Regions from separate parts of the Homo sapiens genome. Here region 2 is linked to region 1. Evidence: chromatin loops called from intact Hi-C (ENCODE). Cell type or tissue: heart left ventricle. All regions are shown on one strand. Each heading gives the region's core, and the rest is flanking DNA. Links, peaks and the distances in the headings are about the cores only.

The links. Peaks named below come from ENCODE experiments on the same cell type or tissue, not always from the same donor. Only the 100,000 strongest peaks of a DNase experiment are listed, where the experiment ranks them.
Region 2: it touches region 1 in a loop (8-fold over the local background); 99 of 110 quality-filtered maps call a loop at or near these places.

Annotation. Positions count from the first base shown.
Region 1 is chr14:103,902,236-103,913,976 of GRCh38, forward strand. ATP5MJ (ATP synthase membrane subunit j) reads right to left here. Exons shown (of 4, transcript NM_004894.3): 3 at 11,726-11,741; 4 at 10,053-10,459. The coding sequence ends at 10,431. Among named protein-coding and RNA genes, the nearest start is that of ATP5MJ, 13 kb to the right of the region's middle. RefSeq lists an enhancer at 8,551-9,051. In heart left ventricle, for the core only: a CTCF peak has its summit at 8,293 (motif pointing left); a DNase peak (open chromatin) is centred at 8,216; H3K4me3 peaks cover 532 bases; H3K27ac peaks cover 345 bases.
Region 2 is chr14:103,809,769-103,814,768 of GRCh38, forward strand. The region is part of intron 1 of PPP1R13B (protein phosphatase 1 regulatory subunit 13B); the gene reads right to left. Among named protein-coding and RNA genes, the nearest start is that of PPP1R13B, 35 kb to the right of the region's middle. In heart left ventricle, for the core only: no CTCF peak of the experiment used is centred there; a DNase peak (open chromatin) is centred at 2,191.

The DNA.
Region 1 (11,741 bases), core at 6,205-11,204:
CAGGCTGGCTTCGAACTCCTGACCTCGAGTGATCTGCCCACCTTTGCCTCCCAGAGTGCTGGGATTACAGGCATGAGCCACCGCACCCACCCAGGACTCCTCAAATATTTTAATATTACTCTGGCACATTTGATTAAATAGCACTAAATTTCCCTATCTATGAAGAAACTATTTGCTCAAATAAAGGGGTAAATTTCAGCCCAGGCACTCTGAGAATTATCAATGGTTTTGAGACAGGATTTAATGTATCATATTGGATACTTTTCATTCATTGAAAAACTAGGTCTTTATTTTCTGAGGGTTAGCCTAGAATTTTTTTTTTTTTTTTGATATGGAGTTTTGTTCTTCTTGCCTAGACTGGAGTGCAATGGCATGATCTCGGCTCACTGCAACCTCCACCTCCCGGGTTCAAGCGATTCTCCTGTCTCAGCCTCCCGAGTAGCTGGGATTACAGAAGCCCGCCACCACACCCGGCTAATTTTTGTATTTTTAGTAGAGACGGGGTTTCATTGTGTTGGTCAGGCCGGTCTTGAACTCCTGACCTTAGGTGATCTGCCCACCTTGGCCCCCCAAAGTGCTGGGATTACAGGTGTGAGCCACCACGCCCAGGTTTTTTTTTTTTTTTTTTTTGAGACAGGGTCTCACTGTCCCGCACACTGGAGTGCAGTGGTTCGATCATGGCTCACTGCAGCCTCAACCTTCTGGGCTCAAGAAATCCCCCTGCCTTAGCCTCCCAAAGTACTGGGATTACAGGCATGAGCCACCACGCTTGGCCAGCATAGAATTTTTAGAAACCTTTTTTTTTTTTTTTTTTTTTTTTGAGATGGAGTCTCACTCTGTCACCCAGGCTGGAGTGCAGTGGCGTGATCTCGGCTCACTGCAAGCTCCGCCTCACCAGTTCACGCCATTCTCCTGTCTCAGCCTCCTGAGTAGCTGGGACTACAGGCGCCCGCCACCATCCCCAGCTAATTTTTGTATTTTTTTGGTAGAGACAGGGTTTCACCGTGTTAGCTAGGATGGTCTCGATCTCCTGACCTCGTGATCCACCCGCCTCGGCCTCCCAAAGTGCTGGGATTACAGGCGTGAGCCACCGCACCCGGCCAGAAACTTTTCTTATAGCTTTATTGAAGTATAAAGTCTCCACATAACATTATGTCTACATAATTTGGAGGTTATTGGTAAGTTTCACATTAATTGCACAATTTGATGAGTTTTTTTTTTTTTTTTGAGATGGAGTCTCACCTTATCACCAGGCTGGAGCGCAGTGATGCGATCTCAGCTCATTGCAACCTCCGCCTCCTGGTTCAAGTGATTCTTCTGCCTCGGCCTCCCAAAGTGTTGGGATTACAGGCATGAGCCACCGAGCCTCGCCAATGAGTTTTAACATATATATACACAGTCAAACCATCCCCACAATCAAGAAAATGAACAGATCCATCACCCCCCAAAGTTTCCTCCTGACTTTTTGTAATCAATCCCTCCTCCTCCATCTCTGCTGTGTTTCCCTTAGATGAGCCCAGGAGTTCAAGACCAGATGGCATCTCTCTCATTCCTGATATTGATTTTATCTTCTTCCTTTATTTTTTTCTTGATCAGTCTGGCTAGCGGTTTATCCATTTTATTGACGTTCTCAAAGAACCAGCTTTTGGTTTCATTGATCTTTCTCCATTGTTTTTCTCTTTTTCGTTTCTTTTTTTTTTTTTTTTAAGGAGGGGTCCTGCGGCCGGGTGCGGTGGCTCACACCTGTAATCCCAGCACTTTGAAAGCCCGAGGCGGGAGGATCACGAGGTCAGGAGATTGAGACCATCCTGGCTACACGGTGAAACCCCGTCTCTACTAAAAATACAAAAAATTGCCGGGCGTGGTGTCACGCACCTGTAGTCCCAGCTAGTCAGGAGGCTGAGGCAGAAGAATCGCTTGAACCGGGGAGGTGGAGGTTGCAGTGAGCTGAGATTGCGCCACTGCACTCTGGCCTGGGTGACAGAGCGAGACTCCATCTTGAAAAAAAAAAAAAAGATGGGGTCTTGCTATGTTACTGAGGGAGATCTTGAACTCCTGAGCTCAAGCAATCTTTCTATCTCAGCTTCCTGAGCCTGGGATTATAGGCACATGCCAGAGTGCCCAGCTCTCTGTTTTCTCTTCCATTGAAACGTCTAATTTCTTGTCTTTCCCATCTTTGGCTTGGGAAAAATTTGCTCTTTTCTTTGTAGTTTCTTACGTCTCATGTCTGGTCCACCTAACAGGCTTATTTCTATTAATTAACCCAGTGGAGTCTATGGTAAGCATCAGTATCTTGGAGTTCAGTTATGGGAGACTCATTGCCTCCAGACTGATTAGCTCTGGAGGACAGGCTAAATCAAATTTCTACTCTGGCAATAGAAAGAGCTACCAGGTTCCTGGACCACAATAGCTGCACTGAGCATGGTCCTTCCCTCTGGCCTGGCCAGGAAGTCAGAAACCATTCTGTCATTTCCTTGTCATTAGTAATAGAGTAATTGGTAATATATAGTCACTAAAGATATCCCTTACTCTATTTTAGCAAGAGCTAGGAAATTATTTTTTAATTAGCATCCTTATTTAATTAAATTCATTAAAAGATATGAGTACCTACCATAAATGCCTGGTCCTTTGTTAGATATCAGGCTTACAAGAGATGAATTCATGTCCTTTACATACATCTGCAATTTATCATCTATCCTACAATTGCTTCACAGTTTACTTTATTTTTGGATGATGCAATTTAGGTTCATTACAAATCCATTAGCTATAGAATTACAGAGCTGAGAGAGATTCTGGAAGTCTTAATTTAGAGATGAGAAAGCCGAGGCCCAGAGAAGTTACGGAGTTTGCCAGAGGCCACACAGGCAATGAGCAGTAGCTCCAGCCGGAACCCGAATCCAACCTATGTGAATGATCTCAGGTACAGGGGCACAAATAAGAGGCACAGGCTGTGCACAGGCATTTGCAGAAATACATATATATATATATTTTCTTGAGACAGTCTCACTCTGTCATCCAGGCTGGAGTAGAGTGGCATGATCACGGCTCACTGCAGCCTCGACCTCCTGGGATCAGGTAATCCTCTCGCCTCAGTCTCCTGAGTAGCTGAGTAGCTGGGACTACAGCCCGGCCTGGAAACACTTTTTACATGGCACAATAAAACCAGAATAGGCCGGGGGCGGTGGCTCACGCCTGTAATCCCAGCACTTTGGGAAGCCGAGGCAGGCGGATCACGAGGTCAGGAGATCGAGACTATCCTGGCTAACACGGTGAAACCCCGTCTCTACTAAAAATACAAAAAATACAAAAAATTTGCCGGTCACTGTGGCGGGTGCCTGTAGTCCCAGCTACTTGGGAGGCTGAGGCAGGAGAATGGCGTGAACCTGGGAGGCAGAGTTTGCAGTGAGCGGAGATCGCACCACTGCACTCCAGCCTGGGCAACAGAGTGAAACTCTGTCTCGAAAAAAAAAGAAAAAAAAAAAAAACTAGAATGATACTCTGTGTGCTTTTTATGTGAGGCTTATTACGATTTTTAAAATTTTAGTATTCCTCTTTTACCACTCCTAATTTTCATCTGTTCTACAAACACTTATAATATTCCAACTCCAACACGACCTAGTTTACAGTTTTTACTGAGGTGGGAGCAGCATCGTTTACTTCCTCTCCATGGCCACTGTCCCGAGTATGGCGTGCGCGCCACAAAGTTCAGGAAGCGTGGCTGACCTCTGAGACCCCGACCCTCTTCCTCACGCCTTGCATTTGGTGCCAGCAGCAGTGGTAGAAGCAGGGCTAGGGAGGCCAGCGCCAGCTGCCGCTTTCTCCTGCAGGGGGAGGGCGAGCTCTGTGGGAGCCTGCAGCCTCCTCACCGCGTTGTTAGGCGGGTCTTGGCGGGGTTGGGTGAACTGTCTTGGTTGCACGACCTGCTCGGGGTTATTGAAATGGCTAGTGGTGAATAACTCCCTCTCTGAAATACACTTTTTCCCACTCTGTGAAACCCACCTCCTCTGGATGCTGGAGCAAGGATGCCACATCAAACTCTGCCTGCTGCCTGCTCTAATTCGGTCCTGGAGTCCCAAGGAGCTACCAGTGCAGTGAGTGTAGCTCAGGATGACATGTTACTCAGCAATGGGCCCAGTGTCTGACACGCATAGAAGCCAACACTATGGCACCAGCTTTCCAAGAAAGAAAAAAGCTTTATTGCGAGCGGACTGCAAGGAGATGGGAGACAACGCTTAATTCTGCCTCCCTGAGCTGGGGGTGGGTCCAGCTTTTATGGCATTCCTAGCTGGTCCCAGGTGATGCCAATGTAGCTGGCTGGCCAGGCTGCTGGTAAGGATGAGGAGGTTAAAGTGTTTCCCATTGCCCACGCCTGGGCAATTCTGGCTCTGCGTCAGCTAATTAACTTAAGCACTGGTTAATTGGCTTGAGCTGGTCCCTTGGTTACAATAATGCCAGGGCTGAGGTTTGCTCCCTGCAGCTCTGAGCTGCCTAAACCTTTGGCTCTTCTTTTGATGGCTTCTAAGACACCCAAATACCAAATGCTCAAATTTGTTTTTTTAATTATCCAACTTTTTGTTTTCGACAGAGACGGGGTCTCTGTCGCCCAGGCTGGAAGTGCAGTGGCGCAATCTCAGCTCACTGCAACCTCCACCTCCTGGGTTCAAGCAGTTCTCCTGCCTCAGCCTCCTGAGTAGCAGGCATTACAGGCATGTGCCACCACGCCCGGCTAATTTTGTATTTTTAATAGAGACAGGGTTTCACCATGTTGGCCAGGCTGGTCTCGAATTCTTGACCTCAGGTGATCCGCCCACCTTGGTCTCCCAAAGTGCTGGGATTACAGGCATGAGCCACTGCGCCTGGCCAACTTTTTTTCTTTAAAGTGACGTGTCAATTCAAATTTTTCTCAGCCAAACAGTATTCATTTGATGTTGTATATTGGAAGTTTTTCAAATTGCAATACTCAGCCTTTTTATTGTGAAGTGGAGTATATTTTTTCAAACGTAAAGACGGATCTTGGGCCGGGTGCGGTGGCTCACCCCTGTAATCCCAGCACTTTGTGAGGCCTAGGTGGGCGGATCACGAGGTCCAGAGATGGAGACCATCCTGGCTAACATGGTGAAATCCTGTCTCTACTAAAAATACAAAAAATTAGCCAGGCGTGGTGGCACATGCCTGTAGTCCCAGCTACTCAGGAGGCTGAGTCAGGAGAATGATGTGAACCTGGGAGGCGGAGGTTGCAATGAGCGGAGATCACGCCATTGCACTCCAGTTTGGGTGACAGAGCGAAACTCCGTCTCAAAAACAAAAACAAAAACAAACAAACAAAAAAGACCAGGCGCGGTGGTTCATGCCTGTAATCCCAGCACTTTGGGAGGCCAAGGCGGGCAGATCACCTGAGGTCGGGAGTTCGAGACCAGCCTGGCCAAGATGGTGAAACCCCATCTCTACTAAAAATACAAAATTAGCTGGGCGTGGTGGCGCATGCCTGTAATCCCAGCTACTCGGGAGGCTGAAAGGAGAATCGCTTGAACCCGGGAGGTGGAGGTTGTGGTGAGCTGAGATCGCACTATTGCACTCCAGCCTGGGCAACAAGAGCCATAAAGATGGCAGAAAAGACTGAATGTATTACCATATTTGAAAAGAAAAAAAGGCTGGGCGAGGTGGCTCACGCCTGTAATTCCAACACTTTGGGAGGCCGAGGCGGGCGGATCACGAGGTCAGGAGATCGAGACCATCCTGGCTAACACAGTGAAACCCTGTCTCTAATAAAAATACAAAAAATTAGCCACGCGTGGTGGCGGGCGCCTGTAGTTCCAGCTATTCGGGAGGCTGAGGCAGGAGAATGGTGTGAAACCGGGAGGCAGAGCTTGCAGTGAGCCGAGACTGCGCCACTGCACTCCAGCCTGGGCAAGAGAGCAAGACTCCATCTCAAAAAAAAAAAAAAAGAAAAAAAAGAAAAAAAAGCAGATCAGGAAGACAGCATGGAAACATTTATAACCATGAACATTTCAGTCCTGAGTTGTAGTTTTAAAAATGTTTTTATAACCATAAAAAATTCAGTCTGGAGTTGTAAATTTAGTTTAAAAAGTAAGGTTTTTTTGGGGGGGAGGGGCAAGGTCTCACTCTGCCACCTGGAATGCACAACCCTAGCTCACTGCAGCCTTGGTTACCCAGGCTCAAACGATCCTCCCACCTCAGCCTCCTGAGTAGCTTGGATTACAGGCGTGAGCTGTCACAGCCAGCTAATTTTAAAATTTACTTGTAGAGACAGGGTTCTGCCATGTTGCCCAGGCTGGTCTCAAACTCCTGGCCTCAAGCAATCCTCCGGCCTAGGCCTCCCAAAGTGCTGGAATTACAGGCATAAGCCACTGTGCCTGGTTTAAAAAATAAGTTTTTATTCCTAACTAAATGAGAGTTTTCTGACATTTTCCCTCTAGACTTAGGTGTTCATTAACTCTGGCCTATATTACATCATTCTTTAAGAGGGAAAACAAGTGAAAAAGCTGAGACTTCCTTTGTAGTAAGAGACATCAGGGGAGCGGTTGTTGTGAAGAGTGGTGATGAGACAGTCACTGTCTGACAGAGCCGCCCGCAGAGTCGTTACCTTCATTTCCTGGGGCTGCACAGTGCCAGCTTCTCAAACAGGTATTATAATACTAACACAGGCTTCCATCACATGGCTTTTTTTTTAAAGTATTTTTAAAAACTTTTTATTGGGAAAAGTTAAAATGTATGCAGAGTGAATTCTGTAATGCACTTCTAGACGTCCACCCCCTACCCTCTACACAATTACCGATCTCATCCCATCTAGAGACTCCGTCCCCCCAATCTGTTTTGACTGGCTAGTATTTGCTGGTGTATCTTAAAGTACATCCTAGGTATCATTTCACACCTACATAATTGCGCCTGCATTTCTTTCTTTTTTCTTTTTGAGACAGAGTCTCTGTCGCCCAGGCTGGAGTGCAATGGCACGATCTCGGCTCACTGCAACCTCCGCCTCCTGGGTTCAAGCAATTCTTATGCCTCAGCCTCCCAAGTAGCTGTGATTACAGGTGCGTGCCACCACGCCTGGCTAGTTTTTGTATTTTTAGTAGAGACACGGTTTCACCATGTTGGCCAGGCTGGTCTTGAACCCCTGACCTCAGATGATCCACTGTGCCCGGCCTGCACCTCCATTTCTAAAACCAAAGAAATTTTCTTTAATAACTACAATACCACTATTGTGGTGGTGATCACCTAATAAGATTAACACTTCAACATCACTTAACACCCAGTCCACGTTCACATTTCTCTGTACGTACCAGAAATGCCTCTTGGTGGCTGGTTTGTCTGAAGGGTGGAAGCAGGGTCCGTGCTCAGAGCTGGCTGTTGAGCAGGTGCTGTGCTTGCTCCAAGGCCCGTGTGCAGCGAGGCCTGATGCTGGCGCCCGTCAGACGGTTCCTAACAGCACAGACGTCCAGGATTGTGTCTGCCAAGCACTGGCACTGTGTGTCTGCAGGTCTGTTCTCTAGCCTCTGTGTTCAGGGAGTGAAGAGAACGTGTGCTAACCACCGCCGCATCCCCGACGGCAACGCACGCCCAGCACAGGTGAAGGAGCTCTCTGAAGCCACGCTGTGGTCCGAGTCCCGATTCTGAAGCGGGTCAGATTTTGAATCCTGGCCAACCAGTTAACTAGTTGGTTTGTTAGCCAGGTAGTTATCCTCTAGTACAAACTACTTATCCTGTCTGGGCATCCATTTCTTCAGCTGTGAAATGGGGTGATGGTATGGGCTCACGGGTTATTGTGCAGATAAAAATGAAGCAGACTACGGCCTGGCACCCCGGAACTCGGGATCCGTTAGCTTGACAGAGACAACTCCCTTGAGGGTGGCAGGAAGCACACCCTCCAAAGCCTCTGGTTGGGGTGCGTGTACCCCTGGGATACAGTGACAATCAAGAAGAAACACCATGCCTTCTCCTAGAGTCTCATCTGAGGCTAACTTAGAGCACGTTGTTTAAAATGACACCTTCAGCTGCCTGTGAGCCACTTCCTCTCCTCCCAGCCTTTGTCGTTACTCTGCAGCACAGCTGAGCACTGCATTAAGTCAGAGCAGCACGAATGCGTAGGCTTTGGGACAAAAAGCCTCTGGGATTCCTTCCTGAACTGGCCCTGCCCACTCCCGTGGCTCTCTGTGCATACCTCTTGCCCATTGGCACCGCCCTCCAAATGCTCCTTTCAACAGATCCTCCTGGCCCCGTGCTCCTCGCCCACGGGGAAGCCCAGGTGACATTCTCTAGCTCCACCTACAGGCTGCCTTCGGGACAAGACCTGGTTGTTTCCAAAACCCCGAGGGATTCAGTGTGTGAGTGAGTTCTGGGATAGCAAATGCAATTATTTTTTGTTTTCTTTTTGAGACAGGGTCTCGTTCTGTCGCCCATGCTGGAATGCAGTGGTGTGATCTTGGCTCACTGCAGTCTCGACCTAAGCTCAAACAATCCTCAAGCATCAGCCTCCCCAGTAGCTGGGATTACAGGCGCACACCGCTACGCCTGGATAATTTTTGTTATTTTTTGTAGAGATGGGGTTTCGCCATGTTGCCCAGGCTGATCTCAAACTCCTGGGTTCAAGCGATCTGCCCGCCTCAGCCTCCCAAAGTGCAGGCGTGAGCCACTGGGCCCAACCTACCCTGGTAATTTGCCAAAGGAAGCCTTAAGTAGTAAAGGGAGAAGAGGAATGGCCCAGCCTTTGTGGGGAAGCCCTCCTGGGTCAGACACATCAATCTCTGCTTCCGGGGGTGAGGTGGGGGGTGGGGGTGGGGAGGGCAGCTCCCATCCGTCCTCACCTCCCTTTGGAGGAGAGTTCAGGTTCTGGGGGTTCAAGTCCTAGCCCCAGTGCTTGCTAACTGCGACATCTGTAGCGTGTTACTGCCTCTCAGCCTGTTTCCTGTTCTGAAAGTCAGGGCCTGTACTGATGCCTCACTAGGTTCTAAGGTGGACTAAATGCACTAAGATGCGTGACACAGGGCTGGAGCCTGGTGCCAGTGCAGTGGATGTGAAGGCTGTGATAGGGCAGGCCTGGGTTCTTTGTATCATTAGAAATTTTCCAGCTGGGGTCCTGGCATCCGCATGTCCTGGATGCTTGTTAGACATACAAGTTCTTGGGCTCCTTCCTACAGCAGTGCAATCAGAACACTGGGGCCCAGCTGGCTGTTAGGGCCTTCCAGGTGATTCTAATGCACTCTCAAGCCTGAGCAGCTGGGCAGATGGATAATTTTAAAGGTAGGGCCTTTCTGTACCACAGCAGATTCATCTTCTGGAGGCAGAAGAGAACAAAATACGTTCGCAGGAAAAATGTGATTCCTGTGTCAGAACCAAACCCTCTGAATCTCACACGACCTGACGCTGACTTCCACTGATGCTGTGTAATGCTTTCCTGCAAACTTCTCACACAGCCCAACAACCCTGAGGCTGTTGGAGGAAGCCATGACAGGTTTTGGTTGTCTTACAAAAGAAACTGAGGCTCAGAGAGATCTCCGTCATCTGTTGGACATCTACCATGGGCCAGACCTAATGAGGCTAAATGCCAGAGACACAGATGATAAACAGGATGGTCTCAAGAGGACAGGACACCCAGGGTGCAGCCACCACCCCCATTCCACAGCTGCTCTCCTACCCACCTGCAGAGTGCCAGATTTCAAACTGGACTCACTTTTACCCCCATGCTTGCTGCTTTAGAATCTTTTTAGCGCACAATTTAGGGATCTTGGTAATTGTCTTAGATGGAGACAAATATTATGCAGTATGCATTTGATACTAGCCTAACTAGAATCAATTGGCTTTTTTTTTCAATTGGCTTATTATGTACTTTGCCTTGTGATTATTTCCTGATGCAATATTCTCCTACAGCTTATAATTTCAACTACTATGTCATTGAATGCTACCTTATTTCTAAAGGACTTCATAGTTTAAATCTTTCTCTTATTTATCCTCATAATAACTGTAAGTTAGAGCTTACATAATTAACATCTCCATTTTCCAAATAAGAAAACAAGAGGCTCAGAGAGGCCACAAGATAAGTAGCAGGATCAAGTTTAATAAACGTTTATTGAGCAGTAGAATACAAGTGAGTGCCTGGATCCTGATCACCAAGTCCTGTACAACTGAGGTAATTATTTCACAATGATGGGTGGCTCAGTGAGATTCTGATTGCATGCGCTGCATGACAAATTATCTACTCAGAGTATGCCTGACACGCCGGAGGGGCTGAGGGGGAACACACTGAAAGCAGTACCAGGTAGCAGTGCATCTCACAGATCCATTTATTCATGCCATGAAGTAAACGGTACTTATACAAGTGTACAGTGACGTTCCACGCTCCCCATCTAACACGGCTTGCTGAAATTTACAGGCAGACTGACGTTTTCTTTCACATGTACTCCAAGTAAATCTGGTTAGTGATGACCAGGAGCAGGCGCTGAAGCTTTTGAAAGAGATGCATATATAAATATGATTTAAGAAGGAAGGAACAAGTTGGATGTAATTTATTAAACAAGTATCAAAAGAAGTTGATCAACAGTCCAAAAAGATAAATGACACCTTTCAATACTATTGAAAAGTAGGATTATTTCTATATGAAACACCCAGAGTGCTTAAGGGTTCATGTAATGACAGCAGACAGGCAGTGGTCACCCACAGCGCAAAGAGAGAGGCAGGGAAACACCTCCTCCTCAAACTCATGTAGCCAGTCCTGGGTTTGTGTAACATTCAAATGGCTACAGTTTCATTGTCACTCTGGCATAAATTTATAAGGCGCTTTCTTTCAAAATACATTAAAGGCCAGGCGCAGTGGCTCACGCCTGTAATCCCAACACTTTGGGAGGCCAAGGCAGGTGGATCACCTGAGGTAGGAGTTTGAAACCAGCCGGCCAACCCCATCTCTACTAAAAATACAAAAAATTAGCCGGGTATGGTGGCGGGCACCTGTAATCCCAGCTACTTGGGAGGCTAAGGCAGGAGAATTGCTTGAACCTGGAAGGCGGAGGTTGCAGTGAGCCAAGATTGTGCCACTGCACTCCAGCCTGGGCAACACAGCGAGACTCTGTCTCAAAAAAAAAAAAACCCAAAAAACAAAACCAAACCATTAAAAACACATCATTACGGGTAGGCTGAGGCGGGTGGATCACAAGGTCAGGAGATCCAGACCATCCTGGCTATGTGAAACCCTATCTCTACTAAAAATACAAAACATTAGCCAGGCGTGGCGGCAGGTGCCTGTAGTCCCAGCTACTCAGAAGGCTGAGGCAGGAGAACGGCATGAACCTGGGAGGCGGAGCTTGCAGTGAGCTGAGATCGCAGCACTGCAGTCCAGCCTGGGCGACAGAGCGAGGCTCCGTCTCAAAAAACAATAAACAAAATAAAACGACATCATTAGGGAACTTCTAGGACAGCATGCTTGCACAGCTCACTTGTGCTTCCCTATTGGTGATGATATCGACTACCTCTAATTAATCCATTCCTCTATTACTCCTGGAAGTTTTACTTGATCCACTTGACTATAAAAAGCAGAAATTCAGAATTCTCTTTCCCAGCAGGCATAGCAAACTTCAAGCTGTGAAGCATTTCAACTGCACCTTACATATATACTGAACTGTGTTTCGATTTCAATTGAGAACAACGATATACCTTGTCCTGAAAAGACATGATGCTGTTTTCCATTCCCAACCATTTTCAGAAGCAAAAATCTTACCTTTCAAAGCCTTACT
Region 2 (5,000 bases), core at 1-5,000, 99 kb before region 1:
GCTATGATCAAACCACTGCACTCCAGCCTGGGTGACAAAGTGAAACTCTTGTCTCAAAATTATTATTATTATTTTTGAGACAGAGTCTCGCTCTGTCGCCCAGGCTGGAGTGCAGTGGCACGATCTCGGCTCACTGCAACCTCTGCCTCCCGGGTTCAAGTGATTCTCCTGCCTCAGCCTCCCTAGTAGCTGGGACTAGAGGCATGCGCCACCATGCCTGGCTAATTTTTGTATTTTTAGTAGAGACGGGGTTTCACCATGTTGGCCAGATGGTCTTGATCTCTTGACCTTGTGATCTGCCCGCCTTGGCCTCCCAAAGTGCTGGAATTACAAGTGTGAGCCACCGCGCCCAGCTGTCTCAAAATTTTAAAAAGGCCAGGCGTGGAGGCTCATGCCTTTAATCCCAGCACTTTCGGAGGCTGAGGCAGGTGGATCATGAGGTCTGAAGTTCGAAACCAGCCTGGCCAACATGGTGAAACCCCATCTCTACCAAAAATACAAAAATTAGCCCGACGTGGTGGCACATGCCTATAATCCCGGCTACTCAGGAGGCTGAGACAGGAGAATCGTTTGAACCCAGGAGGCAGAGGTTGCAGTGAGCCAAGTGACAGAGTGAGACTTCCTCTCAAAAATAATAAAAAATTAAAATTAGAAAATAATACTCTAGAATAAAGAACAGTATCAATTCTGACACCACTGTTCATCAATATTGAAAATTACTTTGGCTGGGCGTGGTGGCTCATGCCTGTAATCCCAGCACTTTGGGAGGCCAAGGCAGGCGGATCATGAGGTCAGGAGATTAAGACCATCCTGGCTAACACAGTGAAACTCGTCTCTACTAAAAATACAAAACATTAGCTGGGCGTGGTGGTGGGCGCCTGTAGTCCCAGCTACTCGGGAGGCTGAGGCAGGAGTATGGCGTGACCCGGGAGGTGGCGCTTGCAGTGAGCCGAGATCGCACCACTGCACTCCAGCCTGGATGACAGAGCGAGACTCCATCTCAAAAAAGAAAAAAAAAAATTGAAAGTGACTGCTTGAGGCTAGGTGTGGTGGCTCGTGCTTGTAATCCCAGCACTTTGGGAAGCTGAGCCCGGTGGATCACTTGAGGTCAGGAGTTCAAGACCAGCCTGGGCAACATGGTGAAGCCCCGTCTCTACTAAAAAAAAAAAAAAAATTAGCCGGGCATGGCAGTGCGTGCCTGTAATTCCACCTAACTCAGGAGGCTGAAGCAGGAGAATTGCTTAAACCCGGGAGGCAGAGGTTGCAGTAAGCTGAGATTATGCCACACTGCACTCCAGCCTAGAGGACAGCGTGAGACTCCTCCTCAAAAAAAAAAAAAAAAAAAAAAAAAGACAAAGAAAATTACTGCTTGAAATAATGGTTGCTTTACTAATGTTGATCACGTGAATATTATGGAAGCAGAACAAACACTGAATTTTAAACCACAGACTATGACCTCTTAGTGGGCTCTAAAATCAATTAGTGCCTCAGGACCAGTTTTGTTTTTTAATGAACTAGAACAGAACAATATATAACAGTTATTAAGAGAATGAAAAGACAAGCCACAGACTGGGAGAAAATATCTGCAAAGTACATATTTGATAAAGGACTTGGCCAGGTGTGGTGGTTCACACCTATAATCCCAGCACTTCGGGATGTCTGTAATCCCAGCATTTTGGGAGGCTAAGATGGGTGGATCACTTGAGCCCAAGAGTTCGAGAACAGTCTGAACAACATAGGGAGACCCCATCTCTACAAAAAACACAAAAAGTAGCCAGGTGTAGTAGTGCAGGCCTGTAGTCCCAGCTTCTTGGGAGGCTGAGGTAGGAGGATTGCTTGAGCCCAGAAGGTCGAGGCTGCAGTGAGCTATGACTGTGCCACTGCACTCCAGCCTGGGCACAAGAGTGAGACCGTCACTAAATAAATAAATACATAAAGGACTTGTATCCTAAATACACAAATAACTCTTTTTTCTTTTTTGAGATGGAGTCTCGCTCTGTCACCCAGGCCGGGCGCAGTGGCTCACACCTGTAATCCCAGCACTTTGGGAGGCCAAGGCTGGCAGATCATGAGGTCAGGAGATCAAGATCATCCTGGCTAACATGGTGAAACCCCGTCTCTACTAAAAATACAAAAACAGCATTAGCCGGGTGTGGTGGTGGGCGCCTATAGTCCCAGCTACTTGGGAGGCTGAGGTGGGAGAATGGCGTGAACCTGGGAGGCGGAGCTTGCGGTGAGCTGAGATTGAGCCACTACACTCCACCCTGGGCGACAGAGCCAGACTCCCCCTCAAAAAAAAAAAAAAAAAAAAAACCTCAATAATCATAAAACAAGCTAATGTTTTTGTTTCTGTGTGTGGTTTTTTTTTTTTTTTTTTTCTAGACAGTCTCTGTCACCCAGGCTGGAATGCAGTGGCGCAATCTCAGCTCACTGTGACCTCTGCCTCCTGGGTTCAAGCGATTCTCCCGCCTCAGCCTCCCGAGTAGCTGGGACTACAGGTGCCTGCCCCCACACTCAGCTAATTTTTGTATATTTTTAGTAGAGATGGGGTTTCACCATATTGGCCAGGCTGGTCTCGAACTCCTTACATTGTGATCCGCCCACCTCGGCCTCCCAAAGTGCTGGGATTACAGGCGTGAGCCACCGCGTGTGGCTGTTTCTGTGTTTTTGAGACACAGTTTCACTCTGTCGCCCAGTCTGGAGTGCCGTGGCACAAGCTCAGCTCACTGCAACCTCTGCCTCCTGGGTTCGAGCGATTCTCGTGACTCAGCTTCCTGAGTAGCGGGGATTGGGGTGCCTGCCATCAGGCCCAGCCAATTTTTGTATCATTAGTAGAGATGGTGTTTCACCATGTTGGCCAGGCTGGTCTCGAACTCCTGACCTCAAATGATCCCCCTGCCTCAGCCAAGGTGCTAGGATTACACGCGTGAGCCACCGCACCTGGCCAAAACAACCTAATTTTTAATGGGCAAATGATCTGAACAGATACTTCACCAAAGATGACATACAAATGGAAAAATAAACATATGAAAAACATGTTCCGTATCATAGGTCATTTGGGAATTGCAAATTATTAATAAAACAACAGTGAAATACTACTACACACCTACTAGAATGGCCCAAATCCAAAGCATCGACAACACCTAACACTGGTGAGGATGCGGAGCAAAAGGAACTTGCAGTTGGGAATACAAAATGGTACAGCCATGTTGGAAGACAGTTTGGTGGCTTCTTAAAAAACTAAGCATACTTTTACCATGTGATCCAGCAATCCCACCACTTGGTCTTTACCCAAAGGAGTTGAAAATGTGTCCAGACAAAAACCTGCATGTGAATGTTTATGGCAGCTTTGTTCATAATTGCCAAAACTTGGAAGCAACCAAGATGTCCTTCAGTAGATGAATGGATAAACAAACTGTGGTACATAATACTGCTGGAATATTATTCAGTTATTCAGCAATGTTAAAAAAAAAAAGCACAAATCCAGAAGAGAGTCCCCACTGTACTTTCACGTCCCCACCGTACTTTCTGCTCCATCTTTCTGTATATCTAAAACTTCTATAAAAAATAAGACAGTACACTGCCCATGGAAAGGGTAAGATATGGTTTGGCTGTGCCCCACCCAAAAGCTCATCTTGAATTGTAATACCCATGTGTCAAGGGGAGAACCAGGTGGACATAATTGGATCATGGGGCGGTTTCTCCCATTTTGTTCTCGTGATAATGCGTGAGTCTCACGAGATCTGATGGTTTTATAAGCATCTGGAATTTCCCCTGCTGGCATTCGTTCTCTCTCCTGTCAGCCTGTGAAGAGGTGCCTTCCGCCATGATTGTAAGTTCCTGAGGTCTCCCAGGCACGCAGAACTGTGAGTACATTAAATCTCTTTCCTTTATAAATTACCCAGTCTCCGGTAGTTCTTTATAGCAGGGTAAGAGAAGAGTAACATAGGGTGTTTTCTCCTGACATTTTGACACGTATAGATACGTGTCTGAGTATTTAGGTAAGAACTGAGTCACCTTGTAAAAGGTATTTCTTAGTGTGGGTTCATGGTCAGAAAAGTTTGAAAGATACTACTCTGAGGGCCTCATGAAACCTACCAGGACTTCCATAAAACTAAATGAAAAGTCACTGCACTAGGGAAAAAACATTTCCATTATCATTTATTGGTACTTATTATTACTCATTATAGTATGGACTTTACACATTCTCAATTGTCATACCATCTTTGTGATATAGGTACTACTCTTCACTTTACAGATTAGGAAAAAGAGGGTCAGAGAGGTTAAATAATTTGTCCCAGATGGGCGTGGTGGCTCACACCTGTAATCCAGCACTTTGGGAGGCCAAGGCGGATGGATCACCTGAGGTCTGGAGTTCACGACCAGCCTGGCCAACATGGTGAAACCCCGTCTCTACTAAAAATACAAATATTAGCCGGGCATGGTGGCACATGCCTATAATCCCAGCTACTTGGGAGGCTGAGGCAGGAGAATGCCATGAACCTGGGAGGCCGAGCTTGCAGTGAGCCGAGATTGCCCCACTGCACTCCAGCCTGGGCGACAGAGCAAGACTCCGTCTCAAAATAAATGAATAAATAAATAAATAAAATAATAATTTGTCCCAAGTCTGCTGAACTAATAAATACTAGAGTCAGGATTTAACCCTGGCCTGTGTGACTCCAAAGCTTAAGCTTTAAACCACTACTCTAAAATGCTTCAAAATAAAAAAGATAAGGCAGTAAAAGTTTCAATGGGCTGAGCCCCGTGGCTCACACTTATAATCCCAAGACTTTAGGAGGCTGAGGCAAAAGGATCACTTGAGGGTAGGAGTTAAGAGATGAGCCTAAGCAACTTGACGAGACCACATCACTATTTAAAAAAAAACAAAAACCGGCGGCGGGGCGCGGTGGCTCACGCCTGTAATCCCAGCACTTTGGGAAGCCAAGGTGGGCGGATCACGAGGTCAGGAGATCGAGACCATCCTGGCTAACACAGTGAAA